2 separate regions of the Homo sapiens genome follow, and region 1 is linked to region 2. Evidence: chromatin loops called from intact Hi-C (ENCODE). Cell type or tissue: Calu3. All regions are shown on one strand. Links, peaks and the distances in the headings refer to the core of each region. The heading gives the core; the rest is flanking DNA.

Region 1 (5,637 bases), core at 638-5,637, 530 kb after region 2:
AATCAGCCAGTATTGGAAGAGAATGAATTCTAGATTTATCTTTAGTCTCCTCAGCTGCATGTCTTTGGGCAAAGGAATAAGTTAGACCCATTTGGACGAAGAATACTAAAATCCTGGTTCACTTTTATTTGAAGGTCAGAGGCTCTGGGATAGCTTATCTCCAGGGTTCAATCTCATCACAGACTCAAAGTCCCTGCATCTTCTACAGTTATCCTAAAGACTGCTTTCCTTCAGAGATCTAAGATCACTGGGACAACTTCAAAAGATATATCTAAATGGGTACACATGGACATATAGTGAAAAAATGGACATTTGAGACTCCAAAACATAGGAGGGTGGGAGGGAAATGAGGGTTGAAAAATTACCTATTGGGTACAATGTTCACTGTTTGGGTAATGGGTACACTAAAAGCTCAGACTTCACTACTATACAATATATCTATGTGACAAAACTGCACTTTTACCCCCTAAATCTATGAAAACAATAAAGAAGTTGTTCTATTCCTGGTGTTTAGTCTTAGGAATCCAGAGTCCTGACTGTCCCCCACCAACCCCCTTCTTCTGCATACCTCCTATTATACTGAGATGACCTGGGCCATATACCCACCCCTTAATATAATATAATAATTAGGCAAAATGAAATTTAGTAGTGGAGCTGAGCAGAAGGTCAGTCTTTCCTGATTCAAGTGTTAAAAAAAAAATCCAGGCTCTGCTCATTAAAGGAAGGGTAATTAATGTTTATGATACAGCCCCTTCTACCATGGGGTAAGAATACAAACCTGGAAAAAGTGTGTGAAAATAGGGAGGCAACACTGATTTGTCAAAATAAAGAGATGGGCCAAGATTCTCTGTGTGTATGTGTGTTTAGAGGGGCAAAAATGAGAAGATGAGAAGACAGCATAAGATGAAAGATTAAATAAATGTTTTAGAGAATATTTAATGAGAATCAAGCATAACTGTATTCTATTTATCTTCCTCCTCCATTGAGTATTCATTTTAAAGTATTATGGCATTACTATTTTCTAGGATTATGGCTTTTAAAATCATTTGATTTTCCTCTTTTGTTACTTTCTTCATTATTTGCCTAAAACAGAAGGAAAACAGCATTTCTGGTTTTTATTCTAAACAGCATAAAGAGGTTTCTAAGAGTGAAGCGGGTCCAAGGGAAACATAACCCTCTTAGATATAGATGTTATTGCCATTAAATTACTCCTTTAAGTAGATGTACATATAGGAGATACAGTTAATTTCACATGAAGATGGGAAGGACCACTAAGGTAATGAACTTTATTGAAAGTGCTTTTAATGCCATTATACACGTTTGAGAAGCTTTCAGAACAGAGAAGACCACTGAGTTGATAAAAGAAGCATTTAGTTAGCAAATGCCTTCGTGCCTCCCTGCTCACCGGTATATTTGCTTTAGAAATGAATGTTACATAGTAGATACAGACTTGCTTCTTTAACTCTTTTCAGAAATAAAGTGTGTGTATGTGTGTGCGTGTGTGTGTGTGTTGGAGGGGGTGGTGATCAGTGTCATGAAGTACGCAAGGAATACATTAAGCATGGATATGTGGATTGCATAATTTAAAACTGTCCTGGGGCATCCTTAAATTATGCATAGGTTTTGTTTTCTTATTTTACGTTTTTAGAGGGAAGATACTTGATTCTGCAATTTCTACACTGTTAGCATTATCTAAATCTCTCTCTCCGTTGAATGCTAAGCATCCATAAGAAACCATGCCATCTGCTACTCAGAGTGTTTTCCTAAGATGCTTCCAGGTACTCATCTTTCCTCAAACCCTGTTGTTTTGTGAAGACACATCAACTTCCCATCATGTATAGAGCGATTTCGTTAGACCTCACATTTACTTGTGTCAAAACAATGGCATCGACCCATTCAGCAGCAATTTGGAAGTGTTTTAATAATTTGTTGCTTTATTTTACAGTATTTATTTTGTGTCATCATTTAAAATCAAATAAAGACAGGATTCAGTAATTCTACTGTTACGTGTGAGTTTCACAGATCCTGAACTTTCTTTCCCTCTTTCCTCATGTTTCAGGGCAAGCGCCACCTTCTGTGGCTGTGCATACTCTACGCTATAACATGAGCTGTAGGTTTTTCAAAGCAAATAACCTTCATTTCACTCACAAACACACTCCAAGCTCGCCCTCCACTTTTGAATAGTGTACAGCTAAAAACCGATGGTTAAAGAAGAAAAATAAACTGTGATAATCTGGAAATGAAATTGAATATAGCGATTTTATTTTCTTGGGTCACTTTGTTTTGTAAATCAGCAATTCAGAGCGCTGCAATTATTTATCAGCACAGGACATTGTCTTTAGTAGTTTACTGTTTAGAGGTCTGGCTTCATTAAAACATTACTTTTAGGTCACTTTTAATTACTATTTTTGAGGACATGGGGTATATGTTTATATTGTGTCCTTTTAATGTGAAGCCAAAGTTTAACAAGTTGATATCCCAAGTCCTACAGACGTTTTAACATTTTCCAATGATTGCAGCTTTTACTTTACCGCTAGGTGGCAGAAGAGTTTTAGTTTCTGGTGCTGCGCTTTCGAAACTTCCACTAAGCACTCAGCTCATTCCCGCAGCAGCTGAGGCTGATATAAATGTATAAACAAGCAGAAGCTATATATGAGACACACCACCATCATTAAAGCATAAAGCAACAACTTTAAGCCAAGTTCTCGGCTTCCGATGGTCTGGTGAAACCAATGCTTTGCTGATGGGCTGAAGTAGAGGAAGGAATCCTGAAAAAAATGACCGTTTCCTGAGGTTAGGCTTTGTATGTGTGTTTCTGTGCCATTGTCCAGGACTAGTGCGTCCAAGGGAGACAGCTGGCAACTCACATATCCATTGCTGCTTGGAAGGATTTCTAATGTTTCCACCTGACTCTGCTATGGGCATCGTTGCCTGAACCTTGTAGGAAGAGGAGCAATAAAGCAACATAAAGTCAAAGAGCAGCTAAACATGGAAATGCTAAATTTGTTAGATTGAAAAGCATACAGCTTGAGGATTCTTAACAGTGAGAGGTTAGATACAGAGTTAAGTAGGAGTAGAATTTGAAAGCAAAACATTGTATTTGTATATAGAAATATTTGCTAAGTTGATATCCAGGCCGTCACCCAGAATATATGAGTTTTTGCAACATATGGAATATTAACAGTAAAGTCAGGGCGATTCTTTGGTCAAGCACAAAGAAAGGTACTTGCATTTATAGAGTATATTTTATGAGTTGTGGAGAGGGGATTTTTTTTTTTAATCAGACCAACCATTGTATTTCAGAATAAATAAAACCTCTCCACTTAGGAAAGCACAAGAGGTATAAAAAGAAAGGAAAAAGTGTGTGCTCCCATAGGTAGGGGAGAGGCACAGCAGCTGCCTTCTTCTGGAAAGGCAATAATCCGTAGGTTGTATTCTAAGTTGACCCACCTACATCTGCCATCGCAGCCGGCACCTGGTGCAGGATGAATGACATGCAATACTCCCCAAATGTCACTGTCCAGCCGTGTCCACCAATTAAAACTAATAAACATTCCTCCCCATGCTGAAGATGTGCCGCCAGCCCAGCGAGCTGCAGGGCCGGCGATGGCAGAGCATAATAACTGCAGTAGCAGCAGCAGCAGCCAGAGCCCTGGGCAGCAGGTGCACTTGGCCGGGAACAGGGAAGGGCACAGTGTGGCGCTGGCATTGCCTGCTCACATATTATGCAGGCAGAGCTGAGTTGTTTACAAATTGATAGCAGAGGGGATTTGGTTGGAGAGGGAGCAGAGCACAAACACACTGTACTCAGTGCTCAGAGAAACCTGAGAGGGGTCCTGTGCTGGCTGCTTGGGTGCCAGTCACCCTAGAAAAAGTCCTCTTTCTGCCCCCCTCACTGCACACCTTAGCAGGTAGTACAGGCTCAGTTGCACAGGCAGGCAAGTACACCTGCCAAAAAACTGAAGGATTTTCAGTGTTGAGAACCAGAAAGCTTCTTTCTTTCTCACTAAATGTGCCTCTTCCAGGTCATATGGACATGCAAGATCCATCTGGATATAGCTTGATAATTGGAATACAGAAAAGATGCAAAATTTAAGAAAGGTCTTAAATGGGAAAAAAATAAACCTTCAGGAAGGAAAGGAGCTTGAAGTTAGGTCTCGGTATCTACTGGGAGTTAGGGGTTTTAGTCACCCCATTATGCTGACTCTGTCTGAAATGAGTCGGAGAGTCCTGGGAGTGTGGAGTGGCTGTGTTGGGGTCAGCACGTGGGGCTCAGTAATGCCAGCCTTGAGGGGGATCGAGTGGAGGGAGCAGGATGGAGGATAGAGCTTTCCATGTGCAGTTAATCATGGGTGATGCTCCCACTCAACAGTGGGGCATCATGGGTGAGTTTTTCTCAGTTTAAGTGTTATTTCTACCAAAGGAAGGAAGGATGTGTCCTTTTTCCACCCTGTCAGCAGTGCAGTAACCTATGTCAGTCTTTGTTTTCACCTCTGCTGATTTCAACGACACTCTCTGGCAATGTCAGTGCTGTCAGTTTAAAGTCATGTTTCTTCCTGTGAGAGCTGTTTTGAAAAGGGACACCTGAAGGTGTCATTTTCCTGTGGTTAATTAACCTTGAGACCAGAAGCACACCAGCCAGGCCCTTAATTACATTTGTGTGTAACCCTGCAACCACAGGGTGATGAGGGGCCACTTCCACTGCTGTCATCTCTCGGCCCCACCTGTCTGACCCATAATCTAGGTGATTGTTATACAACGATTTCTGTCCTCGACATGGGTTGTTGTGCATTCTGAGTTCAGATGGCAGCGTTTTGATTCTCTGAGTGAAACCTTTTGGCAGGTGTATTAGGACATTCTTGCATGGCTATAAAGAAGTACCTGAGAATGGGTAATTTACAAGAAAAGAGGTTTAGTAGGCTCATGATTCTGCAGGCTGTACAGGAAGAATCACACTGGCATCTGCTTCTGGGGAGGCCTCTAGGAAGCTTACAGTCATGGCAGAAGACGAAGTGGGAATAGGCATATCACACAGCAAAGGCAGGAGCCAGAGAGAGAGAGAGGTACCACACTTCTAAACTGCCAGATCTAGCAAGAAGTCACTATCACAGGGACGGCACCAAGGGGAAGGTGCTAAACCATTCATGAGAAATCCACCCCCATGATCCAATTACCTCCCACCAGGCCCTACCTCCAATACTGGGGATTACAATTCAACATGAGATTTGGGTGAGGACACATATCCAAACTATATCAGCAGGTACATGCAAATTCTTACAGTTGAAGAATTTCTTTAACAATTAAAAAAAAATCAAAGCTAATTTGCCTCTCTCTTCCATGGTTGCTTGACCAAAAACTGGAAAAATACACATTTGTAACTGTGGTGGTAGAAAGCAGTGCTGCCACTCCTTTTATCCTTTCTAAAATTGAGCCAATTCCCTAATTGATACCCCAGCCTCTCCCTGTTCCACAATCCGGGTGAACATAGCTAAATCTTTTTTCACAGTGTTAGCTGCCAAAAAAACATTGGATTCTAGCATACTGGGTCTTGAGCAACAGGGATAAAGTGGCTTGAGGCAGGGATCAGGATGGTGTGGAGGAAATAGGGAAGACAGTGGCAGGTGGTTGTGTTGTCAA
Region 2 (6,376 bases), core at 638-5,637:
TGCCAGACATCCCCAAAGCTCCATCAGTGCAGCACCTCTGAACCCAAATTCATTATTACGTGAACCCAAAACTGTTCTCTCTCTCTGAAGGTATGGCACCATCACCCCCTAGTTTTATGTAAGTTAACCATCTTGCCCTTAACTTTCATCTCCAATAAGATTTTTTCGATTTTGCTTTGGACTTTGCTCCTAAAACTCTCTTTTATTCACTATTTCTAATTCTTTGTCTAAGGTTAAAGATCTTATCATTTCTCACCTGGACCATTGGAATAGCCTCTTACTGGTCTACTGGCCCCCAGCTTGTCACTCTGATATGGTTTGGCTCTCTGTCCCCACCCAAATCTCATCTTGTAGCTCCCATAATTACTGTGCATTGTGGGTGGGACTAGTGGGAGATAATTGAATCATGGCAGTGGATCTTTCCTGTGCTGTTCTCGTGATAGTGAATAAGTCTCACGAGATCTGATGGTTTTAAAAATTGGAGTTTCCCTGCATATGCTCTCTCTCTTTGCCTGCTGCCATCCATGTAAGACGTGACATGCTCCTCCTTGCCTTCCGCCATGATTATGAGGCTTCCTCAGCCATGTGGAACTGTAAGTCCATTAAACTTCTTTCTTTTGTAAATTGCCCAGTCTCTGGCATGTCTTCATCAGCAGCGTGAAAATGGACTAATACACACTCCAAGCCTTTCTCATTACTACTGCCAAAGTTAATCTCAAATATACTTTCCTGCTTGAAGAATTCTGCCAGCTCCCTATTGCCACACTTTTTTGTAAGATATTTAGTTTCTAGCTGAGAGGGACCACTGGTTTCTGCAGGCCTCACCCATCACATCAACTCAGGCTTCTTCTGCCTCAGCTCTCCAGACCTGCATGAGTGCCCTGGCCTCTCTGCCTTTGCACATGTACTTTTCCTGAGTTGTTAGCACCTCCATCCCTCCCTTTTTAAAATTCAAGGCCTTATTGATGACACCTTCTCTGTGATATTTTCTCTGACTCTTTCCAGAAAAGTTAGTTACTCCATCCTTTTCACTCCCATACTTCTTTGTTCTTTCCACTTGCCAATTTGTTGTACAGTTAGTTATAAAAGTGTTGATTCTCCTTCTAGCCTGAGAGCCCTTTGAATCCAGGAGACATTTTGAATCCTTGGTGTTTAGCACTGTTTGGCATAGAAGAATTATCGGGATATACTTTTGTAATAAATTAGAAATGGACAACCCTCACTCTGAGGCCTAATCTCCAGGAAAAGCATCTTCTGACCCCCCAACTCTTCTTGCCACCAGCCTAGCCCACTGTGGGTAGCTGCTGTTGTGATACCTTGTCCAAAGAACCTACTCATGCCTCCATCTTGGGTCCCTAACATGTTACAATACCTAAGTTACCCAACAGCTGAGAGCTAGAGTAGCACCCACGGTTAGCCAGTGCAAATAATCTTCCTGACCTCTACTTTATTTTTCCCTTTGAAGGGGGCTGGTGATGAGATACGGAGTTTTGTGAGGACAATGCTTACGGCCCCAGAGATCACAAAGCTAGGGTCATCTCATGGAGGGCACTAACAGGCAGAAACTCAAAATCTAAGTCTCATCTATGTGCAGTCAAAATGTCACCAAAGCCCTGGAGCTGCTTGTCTAGCCACAGCATCCCCTTCTCAGCCCCTCACCCCAATCTGCGTGTGTTTTCATCCCCCGTCAAAGCAGACCTGAAAATGGGCTATGCGGGCAGGTCACCTGCAGTTGGGGGAGAGAAAGGAGAGAGGAATTAAAACATGTAGTAGTTCCTCTGTGATCAATATCTGCCTAGAGATGGTGTTGCTAATAATACCCTGAGCAGAAGCATTACTGAAATCCTTACCTCTGATTCCCAAATGGCTTGGGAGTTCAGCCAGATCAAGCTTCTGCTGCTTGTGTTTCCAAATTTTAAAATACTGTGAGGTTTGGGGCTGGCTTCAATGCAGTGTTTCTTTTCCTGGGTGGTCAACTCAACTTATTTTATGTGTTTAACCCTAACCCCTTCTCCACAAACAGCAAACCAACTAACAGCTAAAGAAGGAGAGATGAGATGGCACCAGGGTGAAGGTTTCTCTGTGACCATGTTGATGGGGTTGACAAGTGACCTGAGGCTACCTGTACTTCCACAGAGTTGAGCCAGTCAGTGCTCCCAGGCTGGCATCATGTGACCACCATGAAGAACAAAGGCTCCAGGGAATTGTTTAGGGCTGCAGCATGTGAAAAGACGAGGCCAGGCAGATGCCCTCCCATATATGGGAAAGAAGACATGAAGAAGGATGAGGATGGTGTGCTTATTTCTCTCTGTCAGTAAAAACTTTAAATTGATTTTGATTTTCTGAAACTAAATTTGGTGCCAGATTGTGAATATACAGTAAATGCTTTACTGTGTTTCAAGCGCAAAGTAGATTTACAGCAGCCGAGATAGTTTGTTAAATTCCTGACAACTCACCAAACCAGAGTGCACAGCTGCAGTCACAGTTTCTGACATGGGGGGCAAAGATCCCCTGAAACCTTTTCATCTTACCAAAGGAGGACTCCCAGGAGATTTCAAAACATATGAGAGGAGAAAGCAATGAAATTACATCCTTGAAACATCACAAATAGGGGTCCCATCTGATCCTACATTCTGCTCTCACTGTGACCTGATTCCTGGGGATGAAACTGGGTAATGACCAGTAAGTCAGACATTGCTGGCCTCTGATGCTCTTTGAAATGGTTTCTCCTAAAGGCACGGAAGAAATTCAAGAATGGGTCTAAAGTGCAGTGCCTAGAAATTGTTTTAAAAAAAAGTATTGATCTTATTTTCATTGCAACATAAGAACTGAGTTTAAACCACTCATATGATTTAATCTATTTCTCTGACAAAGTAAAAACACTGAAAAATAGCTCAATTTCTCCATCTTTTTTAGGTGGAGAATGAAGTTACCATGGTTCTAATGAGGGTATTCTTTATTGTCATTTGAAGTAAAAATGCATTTTTCATGAGGCTGTATTAATTTGACCATAAATATCTTCTTATTTCCATGCTGAAAATGTATTTTATAAATTCTGACTTTTAGATTCAACTCTCAATAAACTTTATAAAGTTTGTTTTCTTTTGGTCATTGTAATTCGAGTACATTGATCTAAATGAATATTTGCTTCCTCAAAAAAACCACGTTCTTTTATACATTTCTGCTGAATTAATAGTCTAGAAAATGCCCACTAGATGGCAGTGTCACTGCATAGTTAAAGACTATCTGGGCAAGTGATAAAGAATAGGAGGCTACTTTATGTGGTAGCTATCCTGGAAAATCCAGAAGGTGGCAGATTTTAGCTATTTATGAAAAGTCAAGTACAGAGGCGAAGAATCTCCTTTTTTTTTTTTAATTATTTTTATTTATCTTTCCAGAAGGAGATTATGAGCTGAATAAAATTATCTGTGATATTTAAAATATTTGAAAATGTTTCACATTTTTCGAGCATGTAATACAAGCTGAAGGGCTAGCAAAGCTAACAGTGACACAAAATCAAGGTGAAATTGACCAATAAATTGAGAACTCCATTACAGGAACAATTTCCCCGAGTTCGAGTCACAGCATTTGAGTGATAACCTAAACCTGTCTCAACTTTGTGAAACATTCAAAGTGAAGACAGAAGGAAAGGATGAGGAACACTGGAGGAGGCGGAGGGGTGCAGTGTGGGCACTGATGTTTATATATTTTCACCAAGTTTTCTAGTTTCTCAGAGGACTTTCAGCAGACCTGTGCTTCAGTGTTCAGTTTTTTTACAAGGTTACTGATTACTTAAGGGACCTGGATTTTAAAAATGAAAAATGACAGCTTGAATACAATAGTCCAATTTAGAGGGATCATGCATCCTCACAGCTTTGCTGGCTATTGGAGACATTTGCAATGAATACAAATCCGCATCCATTTTGTGGAAGACACTACTGCAGTTTCAGTTCCTCACTTCAAACCTTGGGTTTGTGTGGGTAAGTGTGTGCTAGCTTGTTCTAAGGGAATACCTGTTTCTTAGTTGATTTTGGCCCCAAGCAGTATGAATGGGCTTGCCTTCCCACCTCCTGCAGGAAATACACATTGGTGTGAGGGTGCTGGGGGTGGAAGGACTGCAGGACAGCAGGATGGTGGCTTGGAAGTCATTCTTCAGAGTGACAGCTCTACATGGCTCTTGGCACTGCAATATTTCAGGGAACTGGTGCTCAGACCAGGATCATTTATCTCATTTAAATATTCCAAAGAGAGTGGCCTACATACTGAAGTTAGATTCATTTTCATCTTTATGCTCTAAAATGGCCTGGCAGCCTCTCTCAAAAGGAGTGGGGTGGGGGAGAAGGAAAGGAAGGAAGAAAGAAAGAAACGATGGTAAGGAAATGCAGCAAGTGAGTGATATACAAGGTGAGCACAGAATTCAATATCCAGGACGAGGACATATATGTCTTGGACCCCAGATATATAGCTCAGAACTGATGGAGAAATGGGCAGGAAGAGAGATAATCTTTATCTCTGTTCCCAAGCCTTCAGAAATAGCTAAGGCTAAATCACCCTCAGAAGAAAGCAGGAAATGAAGACTGCTCCAAGTCACCCATGAGATTTCAGAGTGCAGGCCACCGGCTGAGTACATTTTTCCTTCTTTTTCTTTTTTAAAAATTTGAGTCACACACTGAGTTCAGGGTCAGTCAGTATATGGAAACCTCAGTCAGTGTTTAAGTCTAGGCTAAGCTTCTGATTTCTGTTTTATTTAGGAAACATTGCTAGATTTTATTTGGATTTAGAATCTGAAATCTATGCAAAAAGCAAAAAGGAGAGGAGATTGTGGCATTTTCCACAGCTTCATTTGTTCCTGGGAAAACCATGTATCTATTTCCTTTTCTAACATTTCACATGCCCACTCACATATTTGAAAGTCTATGTGCCTACCAAACCACATAGACTTTTGGGTTACTTGTACTTTTTTTTTTTTGTTATTTAAAGCTAATCATTACTGCAGCAGGATTTTAATAGTTTGGAGTAATAATTGTTAGGATGATGAGAACAAACCCTGGTGCTTGAAAGAAAGTGGCCCATTCTACAATATAAGATATTTTATATTATGTTACTGCATATCCTTCCTTTATGGTATTTGGACTTGCTTTCCCACAAAGAGGATCTGTGATCAAAGAAGTGAAAAAAAGGCTCAGAAAATGCTTTGGTAGTCACTAACTTGTGAAGCATGAAGTCCATTATCTGCACTGGGCCTATAAGCCCCATCATACAACCAAGCCATTGAAATTGATGTTCTTTGAGTTTTCTTGAATTGTCTGGAAGATATTTCAGTCCTCCAATCAGCTAGCTTAGTTAGCCTATAACATTCACTAGCAAAGTGCTACCTTTAGGGAATCATATTGGTGTGGTTTAGTTATCCTTGCAAATGCTTCCATTTCAGACTTTGCAATTATAAGCAGACAGGAAAACTCCAGTGAATTACTTTCAGAGTTGTGAACCTACAAAGAATCAACTTTTCTAACCGCATTCATTCCTGGAGGACTCAGAACTTTCCCAGTGGCACTGTAGAACTTCATCTCATTAGCATGGTTCAGACCCAGGGATTTAATATTTGCCTAGCACAAAGGAAGAGAACAGGATGGCTTGCTCTAGTTACCTTCGTCATTGCTGGGACCCAGGAAAAACAGGCATCTCTGGTTTCTGCAGGAATTTGCTTTATTTGGTTCTGTTTACTTCTTCTAGGTAGTGGTGAGATAGGATTGAAATGGGTAAATCAACAGGTAGAGGCCAAGGAGTTTCCTTCTATTCCACTTCTGAATGATACTGGCAAGGATTCTTCCATCTCTTTTCTCTTCATTTTCCTTGTTAATCAAAGGGGCACAGTAATACTTGCTGTCTCAACAGAGGCAGCTTGTGGTTCAAGTAAATCTGTGAGAATAAGTTGACAAGAACTATTTGGTATGCCCAATGTAAGGGAGCACTAATTACTTACATTTAAACATTTAAACATGTTTACTTACTTATAAACATAAGTTTATAATTAACCATGAGGAAGGAGGAAGGGGGCATTGATATCATTAGTGCAATTCACTGCATATTTCTGGTTCTTTTTCCTTCCTGCCCCCTTTTGCTGCTCTCTTGACATTAGATGATTTGCTTTGGCCAGAGAATGTGAGTGAAAGGAATTATGTGTCACTTTCAGGCAGAAGCTCTAAGAATCTGGTCTGAATGGTTGTATTCTGTTCTCCCCACCTAGGTCACTCTGGAAGATTTTTAGAGATGGAGCTATTGTCAGCCTGAGTCCCTGAAGTGATCTTAATGGGCAAAGCCACCTTTCCAACTCATATTGTATATGTAACTTCATGTTGGGCATTTAGTAGAAGTA

What was found. Peaks named below come from ENCODE experiments on the same cell type or tissue, not always from the same donor. Only the 100,000 strongest peaks of a DNase experiment are listed, where the experiment ranks them.
Region 1: it touches region 2 in a loop (7-fold over the local background); 18 of 110 quality-filtered maps call a loop at or near these places.

What each region holds. Positions count from the first base shown.
Region 1 is chr13:53,780,052-53,785,688 of GRCh38, forward strand. No RefSeq gene overlaps it. Among named protein-coding and RNA genes, the nearest start is that of LINC00558, 33 kb to the right of the region's middle. RefSeq lists a silencer at 2,483-2,777. In Calu3, for the core only: a CTCF peak has its summit at 2,529 (motif pointing right); a DNase peak (open chromatin) is centred at 2,570.
Region 2 is chr13:53,247,234-53,253,609 of GRCh38, forward strand. No RefSeq gene overlaps it. Among named protein-coding and RNA genes, the nearest start is that of LINC01065, 99 kb to the left of the region's middle. In Calu3, for the core only: no CTCF peak of the experiment used is centred there; a DNase peak (open chromatin) is centred at 3,248.